Regions from separate parts of the Homo sapiens genome. Here region 2 is linked to region 1. Evidence: read pairs that join two places in POLR2A ChIA-PET (ENCODE). Cell type or tissue: PC-9. All regions are shown on one strand. Links, peaks and the distances in the headings refer to the core of each region. The heading gives the core; the rest is flanking DNA. Region 1 overlaps GPATCH2 (G-patch domain containing 2). Region 2 has its middle 270 kb from the start of GPATCH2.

Region 1 (5,388 bases), core at 91-5,090:
ACACTTAGAGCCAGCAGCACGTTTTTGTCTTTCCTAAAGTATGCATTATGGAAATGTATTAATAACTTAATATATGGTTGTACCCAAGTTAGGATTTCACTGATATTTGTTTCTTTCTTGATTTTTCTTAATGAAAGAAGCAGACACTTCTGAAATAGATTGTAGCCATGGGGAATTTCGTGTCCTTGGTTGTTCAACACACATACACCTGCTGTATTATTTGGCCATAAACCAGAAAAAAAGTTGTAGCTGAAATGGAAAAAAATGGGACATTCTGTTGCATTTTGAGTATGTTTTCAAAGAGTTGCTGGAAGGTAAGCCTTGACTCGGTGATGTAATGTGTGGAGTCAAACGGAGTATTTGCCGTGCCGGAGAAAACTAATGGAAACATTCACTTGGGGTAAGACAAATGGTATTAAATGAGAAAACACACCATGAATTGCAAATGGAGCTGAGTTAATTTGTTGCTACAGTAGTGTTGCCCTACTGTTAAATGAAGGCTGTGTAATTATCTTGCTGGCAGAGATAATGTCAAAACCTCATTTCTCCTTACATGCCTCGTTTTTACATGAGGGCTAATTGAGCTGCAAGGTGACAACTGATTATATATGGCTATCATCTGGTCCTCTTGCTCAATTTGCAAATAACGTTACCCTTTTTTACAGTGATGATTTTTATCGGACTTCGAGTAAGATATTAAAGAAACTTTTTGAACTCTTTGAGTAATTCACAACATTCCTTTCTGTCTTCAAATTATTCTGGAATAAATTATCGTTTTTATACATACTTCTTTTTTTTTTTTTTTTTTTTTTTTTTCGAGACGGAGTTTTGCTGTTGTTGCGCAGGCTGGAGTGCAATGCCGCGATCTCAGCTCACCACTATCTCCGCCTCCCGGGTTCAAGTGATTGTCCTGCCCCAGCCTCCTGAGTAGTTGGGATTACAGGCATGCGCCACCACGCCTGGCTAATTTTGTATTTTGAGTAGAGACGGGGTTCCTCCATGTTGGTCAGGCTGGTCTCGAACTCCTTACCTCAGGTGATCCACCCGCCTTGGCTACCCAAAGTGCTGGGATTATAGGCGTGAGCCACTGCGCCCGGCCTACATATACTTCTTTAAAACTTTCTCTTCATTCTTCTGACGTGTCTATATAACTGTAGTTAGAGATAGCAATATTTGTTTTCTTTTTACTTTGTAGAGCATTATAGTTATGTTGGGTCAAAAATTATTTCTCTCCTGTTTTAATTTCTGGAAGTTTAAGCTTTTTTAGGTATTGAAAATAGGATGTCAGCATCAAATAATAGGAAAATGTACCTTATTTCTTTATCAATGTCAATCAAATTCTTACTTAGATTTCTTTCTTGTGGATATATAGGACTGAACTCATTAACCTCTAGGTTTTTTCTGTCTCACTATCATGGTAGGTCTCAGTAGAAAAAAAGATGTTTGTTTACCATAGAACCAGTTTTATTAATTTTGGCTCAGTCCATGAGGAGGCAGCATTTTATATAGTATGATTTTTTATTTATTTGAAGTTTGAAGGGTTGAGCAGTATAACTATTTTTTGTAGTTTTTAAGGTTCCTGAATATATACTAGATGCAATTCATTACTTCAAGGAAAAGACCTAATAGTGGCTGTATAACTACAAGATAAATTGTTGCTCCATTGGAGAATCTTCTGGCTTAATGCAAAATTCTGCAAAGGAATTCAAGCTAGGGATGTTAAGCTAGGCTAGTAGGAACGGATATTACCTTTACTTGTGGGATAGTCTAAATTTGAGAATAAATATCAGACAACTGGGTACTTTGGAGTCCAAGTGTAGTTTGGAGTGAATAGAAACCCCATAGCAACTTAGCAAACTTGTCCAAAGTCATTAACAATAGCAATAACAACAGAAGTTTATTCATAGAACAAAAATAGTGTGTTGCCCAATATTTCATAGTACTGTTAAAGTTTTCAAAGTTTACTACTAGAAAAGAGTAGGAAGAATAGCTGATCTGTACTGTTTTTTTGGGTGCCAAGTGTCTTAGTTAACCTTTACAACAACTGCATGAATTAGAGAGTATTATCCCGTTTTAACAGATGAAGAAACCAAAGTGCAGAGATGTTAAGTGAGTTATTCAGGATCACATTGCTAGTAAGTGACTCATGATACTAAGCAAACCCTGTGGTTTGAACATATGTGTCTATCTCCAGTTTATTAATGATAATATGGAAGCTCAGTGAGCCGAAAACTTGTTTCAGATTAGACCACTGGTAAATGTACAGTGTGGTTCACATCTGGATCTTTTCACTCTAGGTTCATTGTTGTTGCCCTCGTCTTTGTTAATTTCTCTTTCTATCCTTAAAACCAAGCCCCATATTTTCTTGATCAGTGTTTCTCTGTCCTAGTAGTTTTCCAACTGTGTTCCATGAAGCCCTTGATTCCCATAAGTTGCCTCAGGCCTAGTGAAGGTGCCAAGGCATGGGTAAGAGGATAGGAATCCAGCCTGCCATCATAGTAATTCACTTAGCCTTAAGGTTCCAAGCAAGATTTTTATTAGGAAAATTTTCCTGCCGAAAAAGTTACAAAATAATATGCTCTACTCCATGTAACATTATTCCTAGACCTCTGTTTACACCTGTTTATGAAGTTAATAAACCCAATGCTGTGTTTTAAAAAAGGGAGGGGGGCATTCCGTGTTAATTTCAGTAGTATTTCTAAGCCACTTGTCTCCTCCCCAAGCACTGGAGTACTTTTCAGATCATTTGGAATTGCTAAGGTTGATCTTGACTGCTGGGGCACTAGTGTGGTGATAGTTTTCTTGCACTGCGGGGCTTTGGTGGTAGAAAGGAGAAAAGTTGTATGCTCAGGTATGTTCAGAACTTGGCATGCCTGATTGAAGAGAGATATTCTTCCTTGAAATTCCAGTATACCTGCTTGAGAAAACACAAACTAGAACCAGTCCCCAGAGAGAATAATTTTTCTATCCTTAAGGGCTTGCCATTGCCTGTTAGAGATCCTTTGGGTCCGTTCAGAAGCAAGGCAGGTACCTAATCATACCCTGCAGAGGAGAGTGTCTGTGAGCTGTGTACCCCATGTTTCTCCTCTACTTCTTGCACTTGTCAAGGGATGAAAACAGTGGTGATGATCTGGTTTCTGAAAGTCTGTAGGTCACTCAGACTTTCAGTGAGCCAGGCTCTAGATAACCACATTTATCTCAGAGGAAAGTGGGGAAAAGACCATTGGCAGAAGAGGAAATACCGATGTGTGAAGACACCGTTTTGAAAATGAACTTGGCACAAATCAAAGTTTGAAAAGAATAAACAGGATTATTTTGTGCAGTTAAAAAGAGAAGGAGTTTCTACTGAATATGGTGGGCTTGCCTAAAATGCATTAAATACACACACACACCTCGATGACAAACGTCATCATACATCTTCTCGCTGCTTGAAGTGTCACCTATTTTTCAGTTTTTTATTCTCCAAGTGTGATTTTATCTCAGTAACTGCTGTGCGTATGTTTTTAGATAAACCTTTTCTTCAGTTTTAGTGACACCAGAGCTCCTCCTGTCAGCAAAGCAATGGTGTTTATGATTATTTTATTAAGTTTTGTAGCAGATGCAGTTATTGACCCTCATGTTGAGTTGTAATTTTAAATGTCTGGTTTGATTCTGCATTCAAGGAAAAACCAAGTGTATTGCAGAAGTGACTTTGAAAACTGCAGCATTTCAGGAAGGTGTAAATAATGCACAAATAGTATAGAGGTCTTTTCTTTCTTTGTTTTTGTCTGTTTGTTTGTCTGTTTGTTTTCCAGAAGTGAATGGAATTACTCACATTATCAAAACTGTTTATTTTTAAACTTTGAGTATTCCCTTACCTTTTCAAATGAAATTAGGACTAACTGAGCATCCTTCTTCCCTACCCCATTAAATAACACTTACCACTGTCTATGCCAACTTTTAAAGTTAAAATCTTAAAATAGTGCCATCTTACACAGAGAAAGTGAAAAATGAAAACTTTAACTGATTAGTACCTGAAGAAAATATAACCGCCATGGGAGACAGACAGTCATTCTTTGTTGTTAAAACAGGGTTGGGAATGCTACTAACTTCCAGTTGGAAGAGTCCTGGGATGCTGCTAAGCATCCTGTGTACACACCAGTCTCCCACAGCAAAGAATTAACCTGGCCCCAGATGTCAATCATGCAGGGGTTGAGAAATTCTGCTGTAAATGAAGCACCTACAGAATTGGAGGTTCATAATTGTTGGGCCATTATATTCCGAATGTTTGAAGTTTGCATATTCACTTAATGTTTTATTTGATAACCTTAAGGCAAAATGTGTTCAAGAAAGTATATATAGGTGAGAATTGGCTGCTGCATTTTATTATATTTGGAAAGTGTTTGTGCAGAAATGGAAAAACTGGGTTTTTTCATTCATTCAACATGTATTGAGCCCCACTATTTGCAAGACACTGATGAGCAAAGAGGAAAACAAATACCCCTGAGGAGTTAAATGATGAAGAAAGTCAAACAGTGACTTCCAAAACCATTTGCTCAGAGCTGTGATAACATACAAGGAATAGGATACTGTGGGTATAGCGAGGAAGGACAAGTAGCATGCACTCACAAGGTGGATGTAGGCAAGGCTCTTGGAGTACAAGCTTCTTAAGCTGAGCCTTGCAAAACAAACACGAGTAACCAGGAAAATGAGGTGGAGAGGAAGAATAAAAGGCATTCTGGCCGGGCATGGTGGCTCACACCTGTAATCCCAACACTTTGGGAGGCCAAGGCAGTGGCTGAGGTCAGGAGATCGAGACCATCCTGGCCAACATGGTGAAACCCCATCTCCACTAAAAATACAAAAATTAGCCAGGCATGGTGGCGTGTGCCTGTACTCCCAGCTACTTGGGAGGCTGAGGCAGGAGAATCGCTTGAACCAAGCCTAGAATAGCCTGATGTGGGAGAGTGAGGGGTATAGACCTCTCTCTCTCTCTCTCTCTCTCTCTCCCTCTGGATTTTTGTGTCTCTTGATCTCTGTCTCTCTTTCTTGTGTGTGCTAATGGGTTCATAGGCTGTCTCTCTCAAGCATTTTTGGGCTCTCACTTGTTGTGGTGTCTGTCTTTAGCCCAGCTCAATCTCTGGTTTCTCCCTGAACTGGGCTGGGGCTCACTTGCTGTCTCTCAGGCTCACCTGCTCTCTTTCTCATTCATTCTCAACCAGGCTTGGGCTCTCTTGGGATCACCCTCCCTTTTGCTTTCACCTTGCCTGCTTTTCAGTGTTTCTACCCTTCCTTTTTTCCATTTCCTTAAGCTAGCTTATATGTTTGTAATGCCATAAGATGAGGGTAATGATAGTCCTTTGTTAAGCATGGAGAGAAGAGGGCAAGGTGGGTGATAGTGAGAAATAG
Region 2 (5,388 bases), core at 305-5,304, 200 kb after region 1:
TTTTACATAAACATATACATTTATACAAACATACACACATACCTGTCTGTTTCTTTCTTTTAACATCAATGTTATTGAACTGGATGCATTGTTACTCAATATACTTTTAACTGTTAACCATATATCATGAATATATTTCTGTCACTACATACATATTTCTCCTATTCTTTTTAACTACATAAGTTTTATTTATGAGGCTGATGGTATTATGTTTTTATTTGTGAAGAATTTTATTTGAAAACTAATATACAAATATAAGAAAAATTCAAAGTAAAAAAATATGACAGAAAGTAAGCCTAGACTTCTTCTTACTCCAGACCCTCAGTTGCCTTATACACTTCCATATTAGTTCCCTATATTTCAAAGGCATTCTATGAATATATAATCAAAAAATATGTATACATGCATACATCTATAATACATATGATATGTTTTATATGTAATGTATCTATGGTATACTTCCTTTTGTGTTAAACATATTTCTGTGTGTATACGTGTATGTAGGTCTATCATATGTACATAAAATATATATAATTCTTTTGAAAATTGTAAGTATACACCACACCCTTCTGAAATGTCATTCTTTAATTAACAATGTATCTTGTGGCCAGGCACAGTGGCTCAGGCCTGTAATCCCAGCACTTAGGGAGGCCGAGGTGGGTAGATCACGAAAGTCAGGAGTTCGAGACCAGCCTGGCCAAGATGGCGAAACCCCGTCTGTACTAAAAATAAAAACAAAATTAGCTGGGCATGGTGGCGGGTGCCTGTAATCCCAGCTACTTGGAAGGCTGAGGCAGGAGAATCGCTTGAACCCATGAGGTGGAGGTTGCAGTGAGCCGAGATGGTGCCACTGCACTCCAGCCTGGGCGACAGAGACTCAAAAAAAAAAAAAATGTATCTTGTAACTTTTTCATTTTGGCATATATGGATACATCTCATTCTTTCATACAACTGTATAATCTTTTCATATGAATATTCCAAAATGTATTCTACTACCTCCCAATTAATGGGCGTATATAGTGTTTCCAGTCTTTTTCTATAAGTAACATTCCAATGAATTTTCTTGAATTACAATATTGCATATGTCAACAAAAACTCCCAGATGAGCCATAATTTATGTACTTATTCTTCTACTGATATTTAGTTATTTCCAATATCTTGTTATTATAAACAGTGCTGCAACAGACAACCTCATACATAGTACTCAGGGTCATGTATGAGTGTTGCTCTAGGGCAAATATCTAGAGTTGGAATTCTTGAAGGTTTATTAAAATGTAATTTGAATAGATGCTGTCAATTTGCCCTCCAAAAAAAAAAAAACTGATTTGTTTCCACTAACTGGTAATAAATAAACTTTGTCCATACATTTTCCATCACATATTGATTTTTGACAATTTAACAAGTGGAAGAAATGGTATTTAATGATTGTTTTATTTTTAATTATTTCCCTGACTCCTGGTGAAGTTGAGCATATTTTCATGTGACTATGTTCTTTGCAGTTTTCTTTTCTGGAAGTTGTCTATTCCTTTCCTTTTCAATTTAGTTTGTTTTTATTTATTCATAGGTGTTCTTTACATATTTCAAATATTATTACTCTTTATTCTGCATCATTGCAAATGTTTTTTTCAGCTTTCGGTATTTGCTATAATTTCTTTTAACATAGAGTTTTAAATTTTTGATTCTGTCAAATTTATCCATTTTTTTCCTTCACAGCTAGCTTTTATGTTTTATGTTTTATTTAAGAATATCTTTCACACATTTCTTTTCTCTTTATTTGCAACACTTTTATTTTTAACCTTTGGCTCTCTAATCAATCTGTAATTTATTTTTGTGAATTGTGTGAGGTAGCAATCTAACCTTTTATTTTTAAAATGGGTAATCTTCCAACACAATTTGTTAATGCATTTTTCTCCATGGGCCTGAGATTCTACCATTATTATAAAAGGAATTTTCATATCTTTTATTTTGAAATAAATGTGTTTTGAAATAGATTTGTTTCTGAATTCTTTCTACTGTTTCATTGATCTATTTTTTTCCTGAACCAACACCACGGCGATTTAACTATTAAGCACTTTAAAAATATTCTGAAATTTGGTAGGAGAACCTACTGTCTTTACCCCAAAGAATTCTACTCCTTAAAAAATATTCATGGCTTTTTTTTTTGGTATTTTTTGGTATTTTCTTTCTTTCAGGTGAATTTTAGAATTAATCTATCAAATATCTTTCACAAATCATATTGAGGTATTAATTGAGGTTGCCTGGAATTCAGTGGATAATTTTGAGAGTACTGTCAGCATTTAAATGCCAAATTACTCCATATAGTCATAGTTTTTAAGAGGATAGGCAAAGAATTTCCATGCTAATTGAAGAAAATATATGATCGAGTTTATATTTGGAATCCTCTACTTTAAACTTCATCATTCAATAAAATTTCCAACACAGTTCTATAGGCGTCTTGCCGATACTATCCACTAAGTATGAATCAGCTTAAGTGGAATTTTATTTTTAATTAGAAGTGGTTCTAGAAAAAATGGCATTTTCAACTAAAGGAGAGCCAAATCAGGTTGAAAAAGATCTACTTTTCCTTGTTACCTCAATGATTAACAAAATATCTGCACTATCAGTTTATTTGGACTTAACTTTATGCGTGTATTTTTACCAACTTTGTATGGGAAAAACATAATAACTTAGACTTCACTTATTTTAGGTTTTTGTGATACTTCAACTTTAGCTGGACTGATGATTCACTTTTGTCCTACTTAAAAAGAAAGGTTTACTTAGCAAATTAATAGTATAAATAGGCAGTGAGCATGTTTAAGCCATTATGAACACTATTTTTAAGGGCTTTAGCAAATTAATTTTATGCAAATGGTGTTTCTAATGCTAGAGCTGCTAATCTGTTCATTAAAGCCAGAGGAAGCAAAGCTTATTTTGGCAATTAGTTGAAGTTACTATATGTATTAAAAAGCATTAAACTGCATTTCTTTTAAAGTGTACAATACATTTAGATTTTTCACGAATTCAGACTTTTCTCCATTACATAGTATGGAAATTATGAGCTTAGATGCTTGCCTTTGGTAGTAGTTACAGGGAAGTTGCATTGCTGAGAAATTACTACAATAAAATATCATAGGTGCTTTGAGTTCAGGAAAAATATATCTAGTGAACTCATACCTGTAATTGAAAGAGAAAAGCAACTCACCTGTCTGGAGGCACATGGTTGCCCCTCTGACTGAGGGAAGCAGGGAGACTGCACGGGTTCATCTTTCAAAGGCAGAGAATTGCCTTTACTTAACAGGACAATGATGTGCCCTGATCTATTATCAAATGTCAGGCTGCTGCTGCATTTGACTTCTTTCCCTGCTCCAGAAGCACCATGTTGTCTGATAGTGTTTGGAACGAGAGACATAGCAGGTGGCAACTATCGATGTGACCTTTCGGGTTATCTACAGAACACTGAGTGCATTTAAAGGAATAAAGTTGACATTTGTTGTTATGATCATTCATATTCTTGTCATCTGTCCATTGATCTAAGACACTGGTCACATCAATGTCTGGAAGCCCAGTGACAAATGTGACATCTGACTGATAGGCAAAAGCTCAAGTGAATTTTGCCATTTATTATTATAATTATTGTTGAGTCAATTTTCCTTTCCCCAATTATGGGGCCATAGGGTAGTGAGCTGTCAAAAGAAAAGATATGACTGCCTAATGTCACAGTAAGCTATAGGAAATATTTTGATGGAGATAAAGGTTGTCTTTCAGCATCCATGCCTTCCTCTTCCATTATTTCCTCTATAAAATAAGTTTCAAAGTAATGAAAACTATCAGACTATTTCGATGTGCACCGGGGTCTACATTGTCCTAGATGTTTTATATGCCATATTGTTTTTATTCCCATGTGTGTTAGTTATTTTTTGCTGTGTAACTAGTTACCTCCAAATGTAGCAGCTTTAAACAACAAACTTTTCTTAGCAATGAGTTTCTGTGGTCAGGAATCATGGCACTGCTTACTAGATACCTCTGGCCCAGGATTTTCCAGAAAGCTGCAATCAAGGGATCGGGTCAGGTCTTTCACAAGGCTATACTGAAGGTAACAGCTGGGCTGCAGTCTTCTCAAGACTCAACTGGGAAAGGATCTGCTTCCAAGCTCACTCACGTGGATGTTGGCAGGCCTCAGATCCTTACTAACTGTTCGCTGTATACATCAACCCCTTACCACATGGGCCTCTCCACAGGGCAGCTCACAAGGTGGCAGCTAGCTTCCCTTAGAATAAGTGAACTTCTTCCAGAGAGAATGCAAGAGAGTGAGAAAGAACACCTGAGATGGAAGCCACAGCTTTTGGAAATTAATCTCAGAAGTGGCATCCCATATAGCTTTGGCTAGAAGTGAATCACTAGGTCCAGCTCACACTCACGGGGGTGGAGTTGCCCCAACGTTGAATACCAGGAGGCAGGACTCATTCGAGGCCATCTGAGAACTTCCTACTAGACTAGGACAAATGGAGGAAGTGTGTTTCACATTCTTTATGTGCTTTAGAGAAAAGGCAACTAACATTTACGGAGTTACTTGTGTGAGAACATACAGCTAATCTTCTAGAACAGGGATTTGAATCAGATCAGGTCACTCTGATGCTTTTAATCACTGCATAGAACTGCCACTCCAGGTCAGGGCACAGGACTGACCCTCAGGTGTGCCAGAAAACGAATTCTGCTGTCTCAGGAAAGGCTAAGGTAAACACATTCCAGCAGCTAAGCCTTACTCCCAGGACCAACGCACAAGTTTTTAAATTAAACCTTCAGGGTCTGACATAGCTGGCTTTGTTCAACTAATGGCTTTAACACTCAGTGGCTCTGTGATTTTAGTCATGCTTCTTAATGTCTCTGATTAAGATCAAAATAGATAATTTGTGTAAAGATACCTAATATTCATATATTAATAAAATGCCAATTCATCTCTTATGTATGATACATGATAAATATATATATTATATATATATATTTATGTGTGTGTGTGTGTGTGTGTGTGTATAATGTAGTATAATGTATAATTGATATACTTACTTGGTTTTCTTTCTTTTCCGACCCCACCCAGTTGTGGAAATTTAGCAGACAGAAATGTTAGCATTTTCTTTAAGCAAAGGAACTTTTCTTGAGTTACAAAAATCAGTTTGCTAGTTATTATTGCCTACACTTAAGGGTCAAACCTGTAAAGATATTTCACTCCTCATTAGGGGGAATTTTAAATTTCTTTACCTAAATCCTTCACTCACAGTCAGGGACATGTGCTATGGCACCAGGCTAGGACTGTGGAAGACTCTGACAAGATCAGCTGGATTATGTATAAGGGGTTGGTGCCTGTGGATGACAAAGGTGCTTTGGGTGGGA

The links. ChIA-PET counts read pairs that join two places held together with the same protein. Peaks named below come from ENCODE experiments on the same cell type or tissue, not always from the same donor. Only the 100,000 strongest peaks of a DNase experiment are listed, where the experiment ranks them.
Region 2: POLR2A ChIA-PET joins it to region 1 with 6 read pairs; 2 of 35 experiments call an interaction of 5 or more read pairs at or near these places.

What each region holds. Positions count from the first base shown.
Region 1 is chr1:217,559,474-217,564,861 of GRCh38, reverse strand. The region is part of intron 5 of GPATCH2 (G-patch domain containing 2); the gene reads left to right. Among named protein-coding and RNA genes, the nearest start is that of GPATCH2, 69 kb to the left of the region's middle. In PC-9, for the core only: no CTCF peak of the experiment used is centred there; DNase peaks (open chromatin) are centred at 2,161 and 2,461; H3K27ac peaks cover 551 bases.
Region 2 is chr1:217,362,577-217,367,964 of GRCh38, reverse strand. No RefSeq gene overlaps it. Among named protein-coding and RNA genes, the nearest start is that of GPATCH2, 270 kb to the left of the region's middle. In PC-9, for the core only: no CTCF peak of the experiment used is centred there; no DNase peak of the experiment used is centred there.